2 separate regions of the Homo sapiens genome follow, and region 2 is linked to region 1. A link is an interaction called in ENCODE POLR2A ChIA-PET data of the cell type or tissue named here. Cell type or tissue: OCI-LY7. All regions are shown on one strand. Each heading gives the region's core, and the rest is flanking DNA. Links, peaks and the distances in the headings are about the cores only.

Region 1 (2,930 bases), core at 315-2,814:
ACTTAGAGGCTCACAGAACAGCGCAGAATATCTCTGCGTTCAAAGAACTTCAGGAGGGATCCAGAAAGTACTTTTGAGTAGATGCATTGAGCCTCTCAGTAATGTGAAAGCAGGCTGCAGAGATCACCATCCCAGCAACAGGATTATTCTGTTTGATATCTGTTGCCAACAGCCACATTTCCCAGCATCTTGGATGCAAAAGGGGGTTTACTGACAAAGCAAAGCTTTTACATTGGGCCTTACAGGCACAGGAAAATCACCAGCTACCTCAATGCACAGTCCCACGGTAGCATTCCTCCGGTCACTCTTAGAAAAGGCCCAAGTCATCTGGGCGCCTGGACTCACCCGCCCCAAGCAGGTGGCCCTTCTCCTGGTTCCCCTAGTTCTTCCTGGTAAATGGCAGAAATTGTATCTGACGCAATGTGCGCAACTTTGTCCTTTGCTGGATTCAGGTTTCTGGTCATGGGTCAGATCACTCAGTGCCTGAAGCAATTTCTTCCTCCACACCCAATGAATGCTTCAGGGAATCATGCAGGGATAGGTAGATTTCTTTAGGTACATATTTGTATTAATGAGAGCAGCTGGGAGCTGTCTTCCTGGTTCTAGTCAATGATTAACTTTTGAAGGCAGCCTCTTTGTGTGTGTGTGGTGTGTGTGTGTGAGAGAAAGGACTTGTTTTAAGTGTTCCCACACAAAGTTATACATCTGTTTTTCTAATCAATGAATGACCTAACTACAAAGAGTTGAAGCTACCATTGAGCCAATAGTAAAGAATAAAATCCTACCGGCTGGGCGCAGTGGCTCACGCCTGTAATCCCAGCACTTTGGGAGGCCGAGGCAGGTGGATCATCTGAGGTCAGGAGTTCGAGACCAGCCTGACCAACATGGTGAAACCCCCATCTCTACTAAAAATACAAAATTAGCCGGGCATGGTGATGCACACCTATAGTCCCAGCTACTGGGGAGGCTGAGGCAGGGGAATCCCTTGAACCCAGGAGGCGGAGTTTGCAGTGAGCTGAGATTGTGCCACTGCACTCCAGCCTGGGCATCAAGAGCGAAACTGTGTCTCAAACAAACAAACAAACAAACAAACAAAAAGAAAAAAATCCTACCCTCCCAGAAATCTCTTATTGCCATAGAAATCACCAGATGTTTACCAGGATGCTGCACTGTGGTCACCTAGGGGCTGAATACACTGTTTTCTACCTATTCCTTCAGCCTCTGGGAATCCACAGGCCAATTCAATGACATATGCTCAGAGGGGTCAATGATACAATTGCAGTTAGAGCCGTATTCACAATACATTTCTCAGAGAGAAAGCCTCAGTTCATTTCTACTCATTTCTTACTGAGAATTTTCACTTTATACTTCTATGAGAGAGACATTAGTATACATGTTGGCCTGTGGTAAGGCATATTTAGCTGTATATTTAATAAAGGTTCCAAATGTGTTTGGTGATTATTAAACACATGTGCTCAGCAGCATTGCTGCTCTCTTAAATTTCAGTTCCTCATTTCATCTGACTGCTCAGACTCTGCTATTTGAGAGACAATCTCCAACTTTTTTTTTTTTTTTTTTTATGATGGAGTCTTGCTCTGTCACCCAGGCTGGAGTGCAGTGGCGCGATCTCAGTTCACTGAAAGCTCTGACTCCTGGGTTCACACCATTCTCCCGCCTCAGCCTCCCGAGTAGCTGGGACTACAGGCACCTGCCACCACGCCCGGCTGATTTTGTTTTTGTATTTTTAGTAGAGACGGGGTTTCACTGTGTTAGCCAGGATGGTCTCGATCTCCTGACCTTGTGATCCGCCTGCCTCAGCCTCCCAAAATGCTGGGATTACAGGCGTGAGCCACCATGTCTAGCCAACTATTAACCCAAACTCTGCATAAATCAATTCAGTATCTTCCCCAGACAAAACAGTACTTTCTCTGGATTCCCCATTTCTGTCCACATTTCTTTAAATAAATCCTTTTTCTAGGCTCTCAGAATTGCATTATATTTCATTTACTTCTAAAATATTTTCAGTGTAACAGGTTTGATTTTACAAGACTATCCTAGACAACTGTTCCCCTTTTGGCATCATGCCTGCATCCTTGCAAGTGTCAATGGTGGAACTGGGCTTCCTGGCTTCAGGAGTTCAGTCCAAGTGATTAGCCTTATATAAGTGATGGGTAATTGAACGTAAGAATTTATTGCAAAAGTCAGCCTTGTGTGTATCTATTAGTTAATTAGTCACACTAAACTATGAGTGAAAAAGTAGCAAATCAGGGCAAAATGCAGATAAAGAAAAAAATCCAAGTAACAGTAGAGATTATTTTTTAACTGATAAATGATAACAATAAAATAAAACTGAATTTCAGTAATTATCAATTACTGATTCACCTAACTATGATCTTCCTCAAGTGAACCAAATAGAAAACACACTTACTTCAACAAGTAGCAATTGATGAGGTTACTAAACCCTGGTCTGTGGACTACCTGTATCAGAATCATTGGCGATCTTTCTATTTTAGTTTACTTGATTTTGTTTTGCCCTATATTATTTAAAAAATTTCTCAGTTATGAATAACCAAAACATGTGCAAGTTACTGAAGAATGATCAGAGATTCAAAGTTGCTGGCTTTAAGGATAGAGAAAGGGATCGTGAGCCAAAACTCAGTGAACTATATTGAGAGTAAAAATTGAAAAAGAGTTTGGGAAGAATATTGTATCTTTTTTATGCCAATAAATGCTCATAAAGTTTCAAGTAATATGAGGATGAAAAATTGAGATTATATTCTCTGTAACTTGACTTTTTTGTAGAAGTACTAGAAATACTGACATCTGTTGCACTAAAGAAAGTAATGTTTATCAACTATATTTAAATTTTAGTTATCTCTTTCTAATTAAACAATTAATCTTTCTTTCTCTTTTTTTTTTTGAGATGGAGT
Region 2 (2,930 bases), core at 312-2,811, 340 kb after region 1:
TAGGGTACAAAGGATAGGGAACGTTGGAGACTGAGAGAACTTAGAATCTCTATTCTTTACGTAATTCTGAACTTCGTTGATGATTGTCTAAGCCTTTCTTTGTGGTATCTCTCTCCTCTTTCTGTCTCTGTACCCCCACTTCTCTCTTCTCTCTCTCTCTCTCTCACACACACACACACACACACACACACACACACATTTTCAATATCTACAAAATTTGTATAACCCATCAATTTGGGGCTTATCTGCTCTGCTGAATAGGGTACTATTGATTCATATTCATTATTTCAGTAATAAGAATAACTTTTATGAATCATACAATGCCTCACAGTATTTTCTGCGTTGCATGGACTTTGGGACATCATTAGGGACATTCTACCACTTGAATTATTTATAGAGTAAGAGTTTACCATGTGTGCTTTCCCATGGGAAGCTTGTGTTATGAACACGAGCAGTTTCTGCAGGCTTGAGTACCTTGGTAAACGGTAGTTTCAGAGGTGACAGTTCTTTAGGTATTGTGGAGTAAGGAAAAGAACAAGACTAGAGTTTAATCCCATCACCAGTACCTGCCAAGTTTGTGACCTAGAACTAGATATTTAGCTTTCTTGAATCCCTATTTCCTCACTTGCATAACAGGAATAGTGATATCTGTCTTATTGGGTTACGGTGGGAATTCAAAGAGATAAAGTATATTATTCTGTCATCTGGTGCATAGAAGGTGTTAGAGCAACCATGGTTTCTCCTTTTTCCTTATGCCTGTTAGGAATTACTGGTAAAGTCTAAAGCAGTGGTCTTCACATGTTCATGATTTTTTGCCCTTGTACTGAAAAAATATTTTCCAACACATGCCATCAATATAAATGACATACAGGTAATACCATCAAGCTTTGTATTAAATATTAGCACCCCCTAATTTAACCCCCCAAATTTTCTCTTCTATTTTAAAGATAAAAATAAAGGTAGATTGAAGTTATAATTATTTCTTCCTGTATCCCAATCAATCACGTTGATTGGTATCCTACCCTCGAGTATTCTCATGTTCACTTTGGAGACCACTAGTCTCAGGGACCCAGAGAAACACAGTTTCCCCCAGATAAGAGATGGCTTTTTAGTAAGTCAGAGACTTGGTTCTGGTAATATGCCTCTCTCCAAATTGCAGAATTTTTGGAGTTATACAAAGATCTCTTGGTTGCATATTGTATTAGTCTGCTATCACACTGCTAATGAAGATGTACCCAAGATGGGATAATTTATAAAGGAAAGAGATTTAATTGACTCACAATTCCACATGGCTGAGGAGGCCTAGCAATCATGGCAGAAGGCAAATGAAGAGCAAAGTCATGTCTTATATGGTGGCAGGCAAGAGAGCATGTGCAGGGGAACTCCCTTTTATAGAACCATCAGATCTTGTGAGACTTATTCACTATCATGAGAACAGCATGAGAAAGTCCTGCCCCCATGATTCGATTACCTCTCACTGGGTCCCTGCCATGACACATGAGCATTATGGGAGCTACAATTCAAGATGAGATCTGGGTGGGGGGACAGCCAAACCATATCACATACTGTGAGCTAGATTCCTGATGGCTCCAGTTGACTGTTATGCTCAAACTCTACATGCCAAGTAGAGGAAGCTTTGAGGGATATTTTCATCACTCTAAATCTATACTGATAGCTTAATAATAGAACAGTTCTTGGACAAAAATGCAGACTCAGGAAGCATGAACTTCTTCTGTCTTATAATTGGCTATAAAGTAGGAAAATATTTTCATAAAATGAAGCATTATGAGTTAGGTTCTTCATTTCTAGCTCTCCCTTTAGCTCTTACCTGCATCTTTCAAAAAAGAAATTTAAATAAATCAATCCTAGTTAAAGTTGAATTATATTTAATCAAAATCCTACTTTGTACCAGGTACTATTTTAGAAACTGGGCAAATGTACCAATGATGAAAAATTTGCTTTTCAGTAGTTTATGGAAGTGTGCCCAAGAAATGATGTGCAGACATTCATCACACTGGTATGTGACGTCGAAGTTTACTTTGCATACAGTTGCTGAAATGTCTCAAAATGTGCTTTCTTCTTGCCATCCCCCTCACCTCTCTGTTTTCCATCCCCTATTATGTCATTGGCCTTGACACTTTGTTGGCCTTGCTCAATAAATCTGGGTCCTGATTGCCATGAGGCTCTTCTTCAGTTTCTCCCAGTTTGTTACCCATCATCTTCTCTCCTGTCAGTTGAACTGCTCAACTTGACCCCCTCACATTCTAGCATCTTGTCCTCTTGTGTATTCTTGAGGAGTGAGAAGCTTGTCTAGTCAATGCTTCTGGAACTCATTATACATATGAGGTACAGCTCAGCATATACCATTTAATTTGATTTGTTATTATTCTGCTTGACTTGGACTGGGTAGATCAAATAGGCTTGCCCTAGATCAGGTTAAATGAAATGTTAAACAAAGTGTAGGAATACATATGTGTAATTTTGTTATGTATATTCTTTTAATTTATATACTAAATGATATTATAGCACATAATATGTAATATTATATTAAGAACATGTCTATATTTTATTTGTTTATATAAACCTGTATTAAAATAACCTAAATACAAACATCTCTAATTATTAATATTTGTGCAGAAAATTTAAGCCAAAATTCAACCCATATTGAAAAATGAACCTAGTCAATGTTTAGACCAGTCAGTACTTCTAGAACTTATTATACATATGAGTCAATGCTTTTGAAGGTCATTATACATATGAGGTATAGCTCAGCACATATCCCATTTAATTTGATTTGTTGTATTATTCCGCTTGACTTGGACTGGGTAGATCAAATAGTTAGGCTCACTCTAGACCAGATTAACCAAAGAAATGTTAAATGAAGTGTAGGAATACATATATATATAATTTTGTTACATATATATGTATAT

What was found. Peaks named below come from ENCODE experiments on the same cell type or tissue, not always from the same donor. Only the 100,000 strongest peaks of a DNase experiment are listed, where the experiment ranks them.
Region 2: POLR2A ChIA-PET joins it to region 1 with 10 read pairs; 2 of 35 experiments call an interaction of 5 or more read pairs at or near these places.

Annotation. Positions count from the first base shown.
Region 1 is chr6:47,459,908-47,462,837 of GRCh38, forward strand. No RefSeq gene overlaps it. Among named protein-coding and RNA genes, the nearest start is that of CD2AP, 16 kb to the right of the region's middle. In OCI-LY7, for the core only: no CTCF peak of the experiment used is centred there; a DNase peak (open chromatin) is centred at 1,504; H3K4me3 peaks cover 975 bases; H3K27ac peaks cover 1,629 bases.
Region 2 is chr6:47,795,615-47,798,544 of GRCh38, forward strand. The region is part of intron 4 of OPN5 (opsin 5); the gene reads left to right. Among named protein-coding and RNA genes, the nearest start is that of OPN5, 15 kb to the left of the region's middle. In OCI-LY7, for the core only: no CTCF peak of the experiment used is centred there; no DNase peak of the experiment used is centred there.